Linked DNA regions of Mus musculus: region 2 is linked to region 1. Evidence: chromatin loops called from intact Hi-C (ENCODE). Cell type or tissue: heart. All regions are shown on one strand.

Region 1 (8,000 bases):
AAAGTGAGTTCCAGGACAGCCAGGGCTACACAGAGAAACCCTGTCTCGAAAAAGAAAAAAAAAGAAACTTGTCACACAGGCCCAAAACAGTGCTCTCCATGCTAATGAGGTACCTAGAGGCCCAGAGGGCTTAGCCAATGAGCTTCCCTTCCCAGACATTCCTCCTACAAAAGGTATTTAATCTCAGGTCCACCCTGAGACGTGGGTACAGTACACCATTTTCCACCACAACCAATAAACTGTTTAGAATCATGGACTGTCTCTTTCATCAAGGCCCGCTGTGGGGAGCCATGGAGAAGGCATTCGACTACAGAGCCACAGCTTACTTCTCCTGTAGAAGGGTTCTCTGTGCTCCCAGCCACAACGCCACAAAGCCTGCTTCTGAGAAGCTAAGGACAAGCCAGAGCTCCCCTTATGCCTGACCCTGGGCTAGACACTATCCCCAGCCCACAGACCCCTGACTCCCAGTGGCACTTGGATGTCCAAGAGTCAGAGAACCCAGTGACCCCGGAACCAGCTCCACCTTCCCACTCACCCCCAGAGTGGTCTTGGCACTCCCCTACAGCCCGGCACCTGCCTGGGCTGCAGCATGGGATAAAAGTTCCTCTGGGGGAGGCTGTGCTCTCAGGTGGGTGGCCATGGACCAACATCTAGTCTCTAGCAAGCTTTAAGCCCTAGCCTGCTATGTCCACCCTCTCTCTCATAATGCTGACAAATTATTGGGATCAAACACACTAAAGGTTTATGAATGCATCCTATCACAGCTACAGCTCACCTTCAAATCCAACACGCTCAAGCAGGTTCAGCGGGTACCAAATTAAAGGTTTGTTTCCAACTGGAAGCAGAGGCTTGGGAATGCTGGAAGTCAAGTCTGTCATCCGAGATCCCCCACCAACGGCCATAACCACCGCTTGAAACTCCATTTTTATAAAGCTGCAAGCACAGGAAGAGAAAGAGTGGCTTAAGTCAAATGATACACAGTACTATTTGTCTCTATTTACATGAGTACTTCCCACCTACACCAGACGTGCCACTTCTGATTTAGTTACCAGAGTAAGAAACACTCCCTCACGGTAGCAAAGATTGTTCTCGCCTTCTCTGGCCAACAGTTTTAGCTCTGATCTCAGTAAAAGCAGATAATATAAATTTAAAACTTCTGGTCCTCGCCCTTGAGTTGTTTATAGTTAAGAACAGACAAATTCAAGTGCCAGTGGTGGTGGCATATTTAATCCCAGCACTTGGGAGGCCGAGGCAGGCGCATCTCCATGAGTTCAAGGCCAGTCTGCTCAACAGAGTTAATTCCAGCACAGCCAAAACTACACGTGAGACCCTGTCTCAAAAACACAAGCTTCTTTAGGGTCTGGCTGGAGAATTGTAGTTCTCACCCTTCATAAAGGAAATGGTCCTTTGCAAAAGATTTAGATCATCACAGAAGACCACAACTGATCAAAACAAAGAGCTGTGGAGCCTGGTCCCAACTAATACCTGTAAGAAAGTCCCGCAGCCAAGGCTCCGTGATCATTAAAAAGACAGAGGGACAGGAGGTTTGCTAGATATGGTCTGTGTCTCCTAGATATGCCAGAGACTATACAGCCATAAAGTGTCACCAACATGGCTTCCTAAACGAGACCTGAACAAGGATAACACCAACTGACATGTTAATGTCTGGGAGGGAAAGCTTACAAGGCCTCAACCCTAAGCAAAAAAAAAAACTACAGGCAACTAAGAAATTCTGAGAGCAAGTGAAATAGTGAACATCAATTGATTATCCAATACCAAATGACCAGTCCTGGGGAAATACACATAATCAACATGATTATGAGAGAGCAGCTGTAGTTATGTATTTAGGAATATACACATCCACACATTCATGAAGCTGTTGGGATTAAATGAGGGCTCACTTGTCTGGTATTTATGAGGCCTTAGGCTGGATCCCCTACACAAGAATAAAAAAGTATTTCTCTATAAGACATGCAAAGTAACGTTCATCCTATCACACGCACTATATACATGTTTCATATTATTGGACAGATGCTGGATCACGGAAAACACACTATACCAACTAAAATATACTGTGCTATAACTCTGGGTTTTCTTTTGTAACAAATACTTATTTTTTTTTTAATTTTATGTGTGTGTTGAGTGCACATATGGAGTCAGATCCCCTGTAAGTGGAGTTATAGATGGTTCTGAGCTATCATGTAGGTGCCGAGAACTGAACCTAGGTCCTTTGGAAGAATATACGCTGCTTTTAATCACTGAGGCACCTCTCCAGCCCCCTATAGGTCCTTTTTAAGTGGACAGGTATTATTACGCTGTCATAGCTAGTGTGATGGCCTTTCCTAGATGTGACCCTCACTACAGATCAGTACATGCAACCTGGTGGTTCCAGACTCTAGAACCACTTCTAGAGGTCATCATATTGATGCTTGTGAATCTAGTGCCAATACCTGGTTATAAAGTGTGAATTAACCTCCTGGGCTCAAGTGATTCCCAGTCTTACCACCTTAGCAGCCAGAACTGCAGGTCTACGGCTACTCCTGCTTTAGGCTGGTTTTCTCCTGGGACAAGTAACCAAGTAGCAAAACTCTTTAAAAAGACTCTGCTCAGAAATCATCTTGCATAGCATGAAGCTACAACTAACTTTTTGCACACCAATGATGGGACTTCTTTCACCTGCTGCTTCTACTATACTCTGTACGGACTGTGTCAACCTTTATAGGCTTCACTGCAGGCATTCATTTAAATGCCTATTAAGAGTGAGTTCCTTGAAGTTGGGGACTATGTGTTGTCAGGATACACCCAGTCAGATGCCAGATACTATATGTGGAATGAGCATCTGTGAACCTCACAGCAACCCCACATTAGTGTTAAGCTCAAATGTGTACAAGAACACATTTGGAACCCAGGTGGCTAGAACCTAAAGTTCCTGTTCTCAATCTCTGGGTTAAGGAGGAAAAAAAAAAAAAAAGACGCAACCTAAGAAACAAGAATACTTATGAACCTAACCAATCATAAGGCTAGACTTAAAAGTTTCAACTTTACCGTCGTGACTCCCAATACCAAGTCGATGAGTCTCACCAGCCTCCAAGTTTTACAGGAGGCGTTTACAGAGTCCCAGTCATGCCTTCCTCACAGTTGCCGTCTTCTGTCCTAAATTGTAAGATCGGCTACTGCATTGTAATTGGTTTGCCAAACCTTTGCGCGCTGCCTAAAAGGGCCTTACTGTATCCCATTTAGTCCCTGCCTTGAGCCCAAATAAATGTGGGACGAATAAATAATGTGGAAACCATGTCAGCAAGGCACCAAGGGAGTCTAGTGCTCACTCGGTGTGACTTCGGGCAGAACTGTCCCTCCCTGAAACTCAGTTTTTCCATCTGTTGCACAAGGCTTGGACTCTCCAGTCCCCCAGTCGGGACGCATGGCTCTACGGCCAGGGCCGGCAGTGTCTCGCCCGGCGATTTCGGGAGCGCAGTCCCTGTCTGCCTACTCGGGTCCTGCTCGGCTAGCTGGCCTCCCTCACAGGAACCCGGCTTTCCAGCATCCGCGCGCCGCTCTCCCTGCTCAGCCAGCTCGTGCCCCGCCTGGCACCGCACTAGCCCCGGCTTTACCTCAGCTATCCGCACGCCGCAGCCTCTCCCAGCGCTCCCCACGCCGCCTCTGGCTGACAAGCCAAGAGCGCAGGCGCGCGGTGGCCGAGCGGTTCGATACGACGCGCCGACTCAGGAAGGAGGAACGAGTGCCGAGTAATAGATGGCAGAAGGCAAGGATGCTCTTGCGGAGCGTGCCGGAGACCAAGCGACCGACGAGCCGTGGCGTGGAGTTTCTGTATTGCTGCCTAGTGCTTGTTAAATGTCCCCTTCAATCTCTAACGTTTCGGAGTTGCCATTCTAAATCCCAGCCTCACGGCACTGTAAATTTGGCTTGTCAATACTTTTTGTTTTGTTTTGTGATTTTTTTTTTTCAAGACAGGGTTTCTCTGTGTAGCCCTGGCTGTCCTGGAACTCACTCTGTAAACCAGGCTAGCCTCGAACTCACAGAGAACCGCCAGCTGCAATCTCCCCTGCCTCTGCCCCCGGTAGACTGGGATTAAAGACCTGCACCAACACTCATAGAAGATTCAAGAATTTAAAAAAACAAAGCAAAACAAAACACCTACTAAATTCCCTTGCAAGCCAGCGGTTGGTTAGGCTTCTAGTGTGCAAGATGCCTGATTTGGCCTTTGTGTCAGCAAACTTTAGCCATTCAAACAATAAATTCATTTCTGATAGTGTGAGAACCGGACTTAGAGCGTTTCTCCCTGGGAGGTAAAGCCCCTAAAACATTCCCCCAAGCTTGTTTTCCCTGTTCTCTAAAAATACAGCTAGAAAGAAGCTCTTTGTTCTCTATAGCCAGCAAAAAGCCTTTTTGTTTCTATACCTTACAACCAGAGATGCGATAATTGTAATTTTACCAAGGATACCCGGCAGAGAAGAGCTGTTGAGTTATTGGGGTGCGGGCCAGCTCATCCCGGGACTTGAGCTGAGGCCCAGCTTTGGGGGTCTTACAATAGCACTTAATGGTTTGAAGAGAGTAAGTCGGGTTGAGCCTTGGGAAAGAGCCTTGCAAGCTGACTAGACAGCAAGTGCAAAGATCCTGCCCGTGGTGGTGAATGCCTATAATCCCAACACTTGGGAGGCAGAGGCAGGCCTATGTCTGTCAGTTCGAGGCCAGCCTGGTCTACAGAGTGATTTCCAGGACAGCAGGGCTACACAGAGAAACCCTGTCTCAAAAAACAAAAAAACAAAAAAACAGCAACAAACAAACAAATCCCAAAAGAAACCCCGGAGTTCAATAAAGAGTAGGAAGGGCACTGCAGCAGAAATAAAGTGAGAGGGGAAGTGGGTGAGTAAAGGCTACCAGAGGGAGCCAGATGGAGGAGACCAGAGAATTCAGACCCCACCGGCTTGTAGGCTATAGCAAGGAACATAAGTTTTTTCTGTGGAATGTATAATGAACATAACGTAAGAAAACAGAGACAGAAGCACTCTTTTTTAATAGCTTCTTAACTCAGATAGCACAGGAGGAAACAAGCCCCATGGTGTCTGCAGCCCAGGGCCTACAGTCCTGTCTTCATATTGGCATATAAAAGCTTTTAGTGTGGTTGTGCATGGTATTGCATGTCTGTGATCTCAAAGGCTGAGGGAGAAGGACTGTAAATCCTGAGCTAAATAAGGAGACCTGTCTCAAAAGTAGGAGTGGGGAGTGGGGACACCACAACGGTGACAACTTAAAGGGAGCATGAGTCTAAACTGGAATTTCACAGTCTGAGCCTAGGCCTGGGCCTGGACCTTTGATTGAGCCTTGGCCTTGACTCAAGCTATTTTGAATGATTGCTTATTTGATCAGAAATTATTGAGCAGATGAACATTATATGACAAGTTTTGTCTGTTGTTGTTGTTGTTGTTATTTATTACTATTACTATCATCCCTTTGAGATAGAGTCTCACAAGGCCCAGGCTGTCCTCAAACTTTATACCTGAGGCTGGCCTTGAGCCCCTGGTCCTCCTTTATCCACCTCTTGACTGGTGGGATTACAGGTGTATACTACCATAGCTGGCTTATGTAGCACTGGGTATCACACCCAGCGCCTGGAGCACACTAGACAAGTACTCTATCAACTTTACTATGTCTATAGCCAACAAGGTTTTGAAAGATCATGGAAGTTTCTAAGTCAAGAAGTCTCTGGAAACAAGGAAGGAGACCACATAAAAAGCAGTGATTGCCTGAAATACCCCAAATATCCAAGCTACCCTAAAATCCTGAATTTAGACAAATCTTAAAATTGTGAGAGAAAAAAATAAAAGTTGCTGTTCTTTTTTTTTTAAGAATTATTGATTTATTTTATGTATGTGAATACACTGTAGCTGTCTTCAGACACACCAGAAGAGGGCATCAGATCTCCACTATGGATGGTTGTGAACCACCATGTGGTTGCTGGGATTTGAACTCAGGACCTCTGGAAGAACAGTCAGTGCTCTTAACCACTGAGCCATCTCTCCAGCCCCCAACAGTTGCTGTTCTAAGCACTAAATTTTGGGGTAGTTAGTTAAACTGCAGTAAATAGCCCAGACATTCTCTCCTCTGACTGTTCTGGAACTCACTCTGTAGACAAGGCTGGCCTTGAACTCAGAGATTTGCCTGCCTGTAGCTCCAAGTGCTGAGTTTAAAGGCATGCAACACTCCCACCCAACTAATTTCTTAATCTTTTGAAAGCTCTCCCGGTTCCTTTTTTTCTCCAGTTTTCTTCCTTCCTTCTTTCCTTTCCTTTTAACTTTTAGCTTTTTCCTCTCTGCATGTGTATCTGTGTGAGAATGTCTGATCTCTTGGAGCTGGCGTTACAGAGGAGGAGGAGGAGAATTATCTCAGGTCTAAGGTAAACCCTATGTGAGCTACAATGTGGGTGCTGAGAATTGACCCTGGGTCCTCTGGAAGAGGAGCCAGTGCTCTAACCACTGAGCAATCTCTCCAGCCCCTTTTCCAGTTCTCTTAATCTTGAGTTGCTTTAGTATTTACCAGTTAGAAGACAGTCTGGTTTCTGTATTGAGAATAAAGGCATATGTTCATGAATGCCTTTAATCCTAGCACTTGGTAGACAGAAACAGGCAGAACTCTGTGGTGCCAGCTTGGTCTATATAGAAAGTTCCAGGCCAGCCAGTGAGACCTTGTCCCAAATTAATAATTTGTGTGGTGGCTCAAACCCTTAATCCCAGCCTGGTCTACGGAGTGAGTTCTAGGACAGCCAAGACTACTTAGAGAAGCTCTGTCTCCAATCGCAACAACAACAAACAAAGACTAATTGAAATATAAATAAATTAAGGAATTTGACTTTGACATTTGTCAGAACACCTAATATATGTCAAGCAATGCCTTAGATGCTGGGAGTAAGAGCACTCGGTGAGAAAGCAAGGGCTTGGAGTTCCCCCCAGACTTTAGCCAGAAGAAAAGGAACTAGGGGGCTGGAGAGATGGCTCAGTGGTTAAGAGCGCTGACTGCTCTTCCAGAGATCCTGAGTTCAATTCCCAGCAACCACATAGTGGCTCACAACCATCTGTAATGGGGTCTGATGCTCTCTTCTGGTGTGTCTGAAGACAGCAATGGTGAGTACATAAAATAAATAAATAAATTTTGGGGGAAAAAAGGAATTAGAAAAAAGGAAAGAAAAGAAAAGGACCCAGGGTCAATTAGGCCTGGGGCAGGGTATCTCTAACCCATGGTGCCCTACACAGAGCTAGGCTTGGTCCCTGCTCCTGCTCCAGTTCCTTGGTCAGTGACTGTTCATATTAAACAGTCTCCAGTACTTCCAGGAACCTGAGGTTCACTGCTGTGGGAAATGCCTCCTGTTTGGTTTCAACATTATATTCTGGGTCCTGGGGGCCCTGTTCCTGGCCATCGGCCTCTGGCTCTGGGGCTAGAAGGACATCTCTCCAACATTTTTGTGGTGGTTGGGGGAGTCATGTTAGGCTGGGGTTTGCTGGCTGCATTGATTGAGGCCCTCTGGGAGAATACCTTCTTTGTGGAGATTTTGGTGACAGTTATGCTGGCCTCCATTTCCAGGGACTGGACTCGAGACTGGCTCGTTATCATCATCAACAGTGTGAAAGCCTGCCAGGGCAATAGTGGCCTCCAGAACCCTAATCACTTAGAATAATGGTCTTGCTGCCGAGTCTGAGGGCCCAATGACTAGAACCCCAATATCTACTTTATTTACACGGATGTGAACCTGAACTGGGAACACTGGAGTGTCCCTCACCCTGTGCCAGGGCCTCTGTGGGAGATCCCCTCCATTCCCAGTGTGATAACATGACATCTGGCTCAGACGACAGCTAGAGTAGCAAGCTGGTCACAGTGGCTGGGATCTTCATAGGATCACTCTCCTCCACACTTTTGGCATCTTCCTGGTAAGGAAGGCCAGCTGGTGAGACTGCTGAGAAGCCATGGCCATACGCCTGTCCTGATGG
Region 2 (8,000 bases), 76 kb before region 1:
GGATTAAAGGCGTGCGCCACCACCAGCTGAAACTCTTAAGACCAAGCTGGCCTCAAGCTCAGAGATCCTCTGGCCTCTGCCTCCTAGGTGCACTCCACCACTGCCCAGCAAGTTTCTTAGTTTTAAGTTGATCAGGGTATTGGTGTTTGGTCCCTAACCTACAACAACAACAACAACAACAACAGAAAACAAAAAACAAAAACAAAAAAGGAAAGGAAAACACACCACATTTACAGCCAAGGAGAGTCTTGACCTCTATTTGAAACTCTGCTAACTGAGGGTCTTGCTTCTTCCACTTCCAGTCCTAGCAAAACAGGAAGCAAAAATGTCTCTTCAGCTCTCAACTCCATCAACTAACTCCTCAGCTATAGAGAAAAGACCAGTGAGACTGTGGTCTTACTAATCTCAACACAAAGGGGTCCACTGCAGGAGGACCCAAGGTCAAGGTCGCTGAGGTGACACAGGGAATTCCTATCTCAAAGAGACCAACTGCTACCCTCTTATAATACATTTCTCATAACTGCAGGGACTAGCCAGGGGGGCCGGAGAGGGATGAGCAAATGTAGACATCCAAGCAGTGTTTAATTGGGGAAGATCCGGGGAATGCAGAGAGAGGAAAGGCAGGGCCTGGGAGGGAGACTCACTCTATTGTGGCAGGATATTCAGAAGTTATTTGGGACCACCCAAGCAGCAGTGGTTTGTGTGGGGGCATGCATATATGCGTGTGCGCACATGTGTGTCCTGATGCTGGGGGCAGACTGGCAGGCAGGGAGAAACATCTGCTCTGGACCCTAGGGCTGTCTTAAGAGTGTGAACGCTAAGAGTCTGCAGAGGGCTGGGGGTAGGGTGGAGATGGGGTGTGGGAGCCTATGATGTAGGAAGGCTCCAAGAAACATCTGCTCTGTATCCTAGGACTTGCCAGCATTTGAAATAACTCCAGGGTGTGAGGCTGCGACCTGGGGCCTGCCTTGGGTCTGGGCCAGGGCTAGGGAGGTCTGGGGAGCCCACAAATGCAGATTTCCCAGGGAAGAACACAGTTGAATTTGCCTTTGTCAAATAGCAGCCACATGAAACCAGGCACCAGGAAAGAAGAGAGGCATGCTGAAATTATGAGTTGTGTAATCCTTCCACTAGGACGTGAGGATTTGGTCTCATTTGACCCTGACTTTTGCCTCAAAGTCTATGCTCATTCTTCATTAAATGGCTGCAGGTCCCTGGGTGTCTACTCAGAAGCCTGGTCAGATGGCTCGTTCAAGGTTTTCTTTTCTTTTACACCTAACAATTCTTTTCTTATTATTTCTTGTTTTCCCCTTTCCCCCTTCCTTCCTTCCAATCTTTCTTTTTGGTTTTTCGAGAGAGAGTATTTTCATGCAGCTCTGGCTGTCCTGGAATTCTCTGTAGACCAGGCTGGCCCCACCTGCCTCCAGATCCTGGAATTCTCTGTAGACCAGGCTGGCCCCACCTGCCTCCAGATCCCAAGCACTGAGGTTAAACATTAAAGCTGTGCACCACCACTGCTGCCACCAAGCACTAACTTTTCTTTTTCTTCTTGCTCCTCCTCCATCTCTCTCCCCCACCACAGCATGCTCGACAGGCAGTCTGCCATGCCACCCAGCTACATCCCACTGATCTTCCTTCCTTCCTTCCTTCCTTCCTTCCTTCCTTCCTTCCTTCCTTCCTCCCTCCCTCCCTCCCTCTCTTCCATCTGTCCGTCTGTCCCTCTCTCTCTCTCTCTCTCTGACACAGGCTATTGTTAAATTCTTAGACTGAAAGTATTTCTCTTGCCTCAGCCCCTTGAGTAGTTAGAATCACAGTGCTAATCTGAGTTTGCAGGTCAGAGCCGTCTCTCCCTGCCTTCTCTTATACAACACAATACCACTTGGCTTTGTTTTGTTTAGAACTTACCCCCACACACATTTTACTTCCTTTGGCTATTGAAAAATACATCTTGTTCCATTTGTAAACTCTGATGTACAGTTAAAAGAAACCTAGCTATAAACGCTAAATAAGCAGACACATAATCAAAGATGAATATTCCACAAGCTTATTCATAAGAGGCTACCATCTAGAGTTGTCCATTTATGGGTGAGAGAGATAGGTGTGAGACAGTTGATGGTAAAGACTTGCCTAGCTTGCACAATGCCCTGGGCTTCATCCACAGCACTGAGGGAGATTGGGAGAGAGGTAGGCTTTCTGCAACACACCCAGATACACAGGCTCTGAACAGGAGATGGCCCTCTCGATCCTTGACCAAAGCAGCTACGGCCAGCTCCAGTAACTCACCTTCTACCCAGAGCTGTTCTAGGTCTGTCTCAATTACAGCCACTCGGAGACCCAGTGCCAGAGCCCCAAAGGCCACCAGTCCCAGGAAGAGCACTTTGCCGCAGTGTTTCTGGATCCTGCACCCCAGGGAGAAGAGTAGACCTTGGAAGTAAGCTCGAAGCCAGAGAGGAGCCTGCAGGCTCCCAGCTAGGATCTGGGATAGAGAGAGGAGGAGGTCAGCCAGCTGTCAGCACAACAATGGAGGAGCTTTCCCTTTTCTCCCGGTCAAGTCCCAGTTTCCTGACTTCTGGATGCAGGGCAGGAAACAGCTACAGATAAAGGTTTCAAATGTGGAAGATTTAACTCTCTTTCCCTGTGCCTTCTCCATAAGCACACCTGAAAATGCCCATTTTTAGAAGGTTATGAGTCGTGAACACACACACTCGTTGTCAGCTAGGCAAAGAGGTGAACCCACAGACATAACTATTTTCACTGACCAGATAATAGGAAATAAACTAACAAATCACTTGCTGGCTCTCGCTTGTCTTCAAACACAGATCCAGTAACACTAGACTTCTAGCCCTACAGATGTTCAAGCGACGTTTAAGTTACAAACCCAGCCCCTCTACTCACATGAGGTGCGGAGGACCGAGCTGGAGGTGTGTAGCTGGGAGGTAGCTCTCCAAGGGACAGTGGCCGAACCATGCTGGTGAGGATGGGGGGCGCGAGCGCCCCCAACCTGCGTTATCTGAGCGCTGCCATAGGCTAGCTTGGCGCCTTGTGCCGCCCGGCTTCACCTGAGGATTCCTAGCTGCCGTGAACGGCCATACGGTCCTGGGTGAGGCGCGCGTAAAGATGCACAGGAGCAGCCCGCAGCGGCGGTGCGGGGTGGTGGCCCCAAGCCCCGCTGGATCTGTGGGCTGTGGTCCAAAGAGGGCTCCGCGTGTGGGTGGACCCGACTGGCTGCGAAGCACCTCACAGCTAAAGGTGGCGACTGTGGATCTCGGGAAGCACCAGGAGGCTCAGAAAAAAAGGAGCGGGCCGGGGTGACGCCCTCCCATTGGCTAAGGGGGCGGCAAATTACCCGCTGCCTTGCAGCCGGATCCGTTGCTAGGTAACGGCGCCGCAGGGGGCGGGGCAGGAGACCACCCAGGCAGGGCCACCCCTTTGCCTCGCCTCCCGGGCTCCCCAGCCCGCCCGCGGGGCCCTAAGGAGAGGAGAAGGGAGGGTGATCCTGGAGGCGCTAGTCGTTGGCCAAGTGTAAGTCAGGATGTTGAGAAAGGGAGTCTGCTGGTCCCCTTTGGGCCACCCTTTCTTCCCGACCCAGCGCAACCCTAAGGACCTCCTTTCCACTCTTTCCAAGCAGGCCAGACTCAGCTCTAAAATGCAAATCCCACGGCTGCACCAAAGCCCAAAGCCCTGCACCATCCAACTAAAGCTTTTTTTTTTCCTCTAAGTGCCTCACACCCACTCAGTTGCCTTCCAGTCCCGAATTGCCCTCAGTAATTTCCTAAGTTCACATGTTCTTGCCTTTGTACATGTTGGGGCCCCTTTGTCTTGGCAGATAACTTTTAAGCCTGAACTTGAATCAGTCAGCCTAAACTTTTGGAAGCCTTGGCAGATAATTGCTTTTTTCTTTGTGGTTCTTATTAACATTCAGTTTGTGTATTGTATTTTTAAATTTTTATTTTAACTTTTTTTTGTGAGACATGGTCTTAAGTAGTTCAGCTTGGCCTTCAACTCCTTATCCTGGTTGTGTCTGTCAAGTTAAGGGACTATAACAGTCCTGTATTGCCCAGCCTGTCTGATAATTGTATTTGTGATGACATAATTTATGTACAACATTGGGAAACATGTTGCTTTTCCAAGTGACTGTGCTATTTCTGTGCTCCTGACTGTTAAACTCTGATCGGTCATCTGAGGGTAAAAGTCTGACTCCTCATACAGAACATTTGGGAAAGGAGCCGGGCAGTGGCAGGCCCATCTCTTGTGAGTTCCAGGTCTCAGCATGGTCTACATAGAGAATTCTGGAACAGCCAGGGCTACCTAGAAAGATTCTGCCTCAGAAACAAAATACGTTTTTTGGGGGAAAAAAAAGACTTCAATAAATCTGTTGTTCTGATACTGCTATCACATCTGGCTAGCCTCTTGCTCAATTCTTCCAGACTTCTTAATCATTATATCATAAATATTTTATATTACTACACAGTCCTCTCATCAATCATTTGCAGAATGTCCTCAGGACAGATTCCCAGAAATGGGGTTGTTTGGGTCAAAAAGCATGAATATGGTTTTGGCCTTGCTACATACTGCCAAACTTGTGCAAATTAACATCATCAGCTCCAGGGCTTAATCCTAAGGGTTCCCCAGTTGGTTTAAGGGGTGGGCAGTTAAGGAGGAATGAATGTGTCTGTCTACAACACTGCTACTCTGTGGCTAAGAGGCACCTGGGCAGGAATGGAAGCCTTGGGCCTGGAGAGATAGCTCAGCAGTTAAGGCCACCTTTTGTTTTTGCAGAGGACCTGGGTTTGGCTTCCAGCATCCACAAAGGAGAGTTCACAGCTACCTGTAACTCCAGCTCCAGGGGATTCAACACCTGGCCTCTGAGAGCAAGTGTATACACACACACACACACACACACACACACACACACACACACACACACACACACACATGCGTCATATACAGACTCTCCGGCATATACATATAAGTAAAGGTAATATGAAAATGAGAAAGAAAGCCTGTGTACACGGTATTCTCCCGTTTGTAATGGGAGGAAGTGCACCCTGTGTACACGGTATTCTCCTGTCTGTAATGGGAGGAAGTGTACTACAGAGAAAAGTGTACCCTTAGCAAGCCTGGAAATGGAAACAGCTCTGAAGTGGGCTCTCTAGACTCCTGTAGCAATCTTGGGGCTATAAAGGCAGGGAATTGCCTAGAATAAGCGCTGCACGGCATTATAACGCCAGGACAAAATTGACATTTCTTTTTTTTTTTTAATTTTTTTTAAGATTTATTTATTATTATATGTAAGTACACTGTAGCTGTCTTCAGACACACCAGAAGAGGGAGTCAGATTTTCTTACGGATGGTTGTGAGCCACCATGTGGTTGCTGGGATTTGAACTCTGGACCTTCGGAAGAGCAGTCGGGTGCTCTTACCCACTGAGCCATCTCACCAGCCCAAAATTGACATTTCTTGAGCTCTTTCTTCTTTCCAGATTCTCATGGAGACACAGGTGTGTCATCATTTCAGCCTGGATTCTGCTTCCATTTCCAGCTCAACTGACTGCTGCCATCAATTACCAATTGTGGCAAAGTCCTAGACTTTTTTTTTTTTTAAAGATTTATTTATTATTATATCTAAGTACACTGTAGCTGTCTTCAGATACACCAGAAGAGTGCATCAGATCTCATTACAATGGTTGTGAGCCACCATGTGGTTGCTGGGATTTGAACTCAGGACCTTTGGAAGAGCAGTCGGTGCTCTTAACCACTGAGCCATCTCTCCAGCCCCTCTAGTCTTTTTTTTTTTTTTTTAAAGATGATTATATGCAGTTGAGTTGTGCCTCAGACTCCCATGTCTTGAGATTATAGGCATGCATCATTACACTTGGCTTGGATTTTTCTTCCTTCTTTCTTTCTCTCTCTCTCTCTCTCTCTCTTTCTTTCTTTCTTTCTTTCTTTCTTTCTTTCTTCCTTCCTTCCTTCCTTTCTTTCTTTCTTTCTTTCTTTCTTCCCTTTCTCTCTCTTTCTCTCTCTCTCTTTCTCTCTCTTTCTTTCTTTCTTCTCTTTCTTTCTTTCTTTCTTTCTTTCTCTCTTTCTCTCTTTCTCTCTTTCTCTCTTTCTCTCTCTTTCTTTCTTTCTTTCTTTCTTTCTTTCTTTCTTTCTTTCTTTCTTTCTTTCTTTCTTTCTTTCAAGAGTAGTTTCTTTGTGTAGTCAGTCCTGGGACTAGCTCTGTAGACCAGGCTGGCTTTGAACTCACAAAGATGTATTTGCCTCTTGAGTGCTGGGATTAAAGACAGGCGCCACCACTATCTACTTGGCTTGGCCTTTGATGTATGGATTCACTATGCAGCTAAGGTTGGCCTAGAGTAGGGGGTTACTGGTGTGAGTAACCACACTGAGGCTTTCTATGGCCTCTTCGGAAAGAGCCTATCTATCCACTGAGAAACCTCTTGCTGATCCTTCCAACCAGAGGAGAAGGAACTGCTCTACCTTTCTAGCCTTCCCAGTCTAAGATTGTTGCCTTCTGGCTACTTGAGTCTCCAAAATGGCCAAAGGTGTGTTTGTGTGTGGGCATGTACACATGAGTGCAGGTGCCTGTGGAGACCAGGGGCGTCATGTTCTGGCATCTGGAGCCTAGAGGACGACGTGTGTGCTACAAAGGGCATGGCTGGAGAAGTAACCCAAGCCCTTGGAGGAGCCCAGAAGATTGTGAGTTGGATCCCAGACATTGGATGGTTAGAGACTGACTTTTGCTTTTGATTGTGACTGTGCTCTGATATTTTCCCTCTTGAAGGAAGAAACTATTTTAGTGGAGCCCACAGTTAAGAGATTTTTAATTGTAAAAAGAAGATATTGGACATTTTAAAGGGATTGACTTTTAATATGTAAAGACTGTGGGACTTTTAAAGTTGTTTAGATCAGGGAGCTGGAGTTACAAGTAAATCCCTGAGGTGGGTGCTGGAAACTGAACTTGGGTTTTCTGCAGGGGTAGTACATGCCCTTGTCTATCTCTCCATGGCTTTTCTTTCCTTCAACAAAGACTTCCTAGTTGAGCCCAGTGGTGCACACCTTTAATTACTGCACGTGGGAGGCAGAGGCAGGCGGATCTCTGTGAATTTAAGACCAGCCTGGTCTACAGAGTGAGTTCAAGAATATATTCTGGCTACACAGTGAGTCTTGAAAACAAACAAACAAAACTTCCCCAGTGCAAAGCTAAAACAGGTAATTACCAGGAATCAGACAAAGCAGCCACTTCCCTTTGAACAGGGTGCTTCTCTGTTGCCTCTACCGGATGTGGGTTCGCATTTGGGCCCAAACCCAGGACATTCCCAAAGAATATGAGGAGAAAACAACCGACTCCAAGGATTAACTCTTAATTACTGATTTGTGGGCTATGCATGCCCACACCTTTGCTGAGCTCTGGGGTTGTAAGCCTTTTTTTCTTTTTGTGTTTTGAAGACAGGGATTCCCAGTGTAGCCCTGGCTGTCATGGAACTTGCTCTGCAGACCAGGCTGGCCTCAGAGATCTGCCTGCCTCTGCCTCCTGAGTGCTGGGACTAAAGCTGTGCACCAACGATGCAGCAGGCCTGCTTCTGTGTGCATCAACAACGATGCAGCAAGCCTGCCTCTGGTTTTGTTTGTTTGTTTGTTTGTTTTAAAGAGCTCTTAGCCTGAGGGGAGCCCAGAGATTACAGAGATAATTACTGATCTGGGACATCCAGGGATACTCAAAGATGGAACAAGATGGGAGGGGTGATCTAAATACAATTCAAGGTCTGCTATCTTGTTTTGTTTTGTTTTGTTTTGTTTTGTTTTGTTTTGTTTTGAGACAGGGTTTGTGTTGTCCTGGATGTCCTGAAACTCATGTAGATCAGTCTGGCTTCGAAGACATAGAGATCTACCTGTCTCTGCTTCTTGAGTGCTGAGATTAAAGACCGTTAGCTTTCTGTCCTTTTAAATCTTTTTTTTTTTAATTGACATTTGATCTTGCTGGCCTACCTCCCAAGTGTT

The links. Hi-C counts contacts between places; a loop is a spot of excess contacts. Peaks named below come from ENCODE experiments on the same cell type or tissue, not always from the same donor. Only the 100,000 strongest peaks of a DNase experiment are listed, where the experiment ranks them.
Region 2: a loop joins it to region 1, with 2.1 times the contacts of the local background. A loop is called at or near these places in 4 of 42 quality-filtered maps.

The regions. Positions count from the first base shown.
Region 1 is chr4:117,015,088-117,023,087 of GRCm38, reverse strand. Eif2b3 (eukaryotic translation initiation factor 2B, subunit 3) reads right to left here and starts at 3,686. Exons shown (of 12, transcript NM_001111277.2): 1 at 3,612-3,686; 2 at 776-933. The coding sequence starts at 923. It also overlaps the pseudogene Gm12997. In heart, CTCF peaks have their summits at 3,666 and 5,144; a DNase peak (open chromatin) is centred at 3,687; H3K4me3 peaks cover 1,773 bases; H3K27ac peaks cover 1,118 bases.
Region 2 is chr4:117,091,323-117,099,322 of GRCm38, reverse strand. It overlaps Ptch2 (patched 2), which reads right to left and starts at 3,267. Exons shown (of 22, transcript NM_008958.3): 1 at 2,896-3,267; 2 at 2,284-2,476. The coding sequence starts at 2,967. RefSeq lists enhancers at 557-1,148, 3,112-3,611, 3,174-3,632, 2,473-4,171. In heart, a CTCF peak has its summit at 3,023; DNase peaks (open chromatin) are centred at 2,412 and 3,432; H3K4me3 peaks cover 2,441 bases; H3K27ac peaks cover 2,722 bases.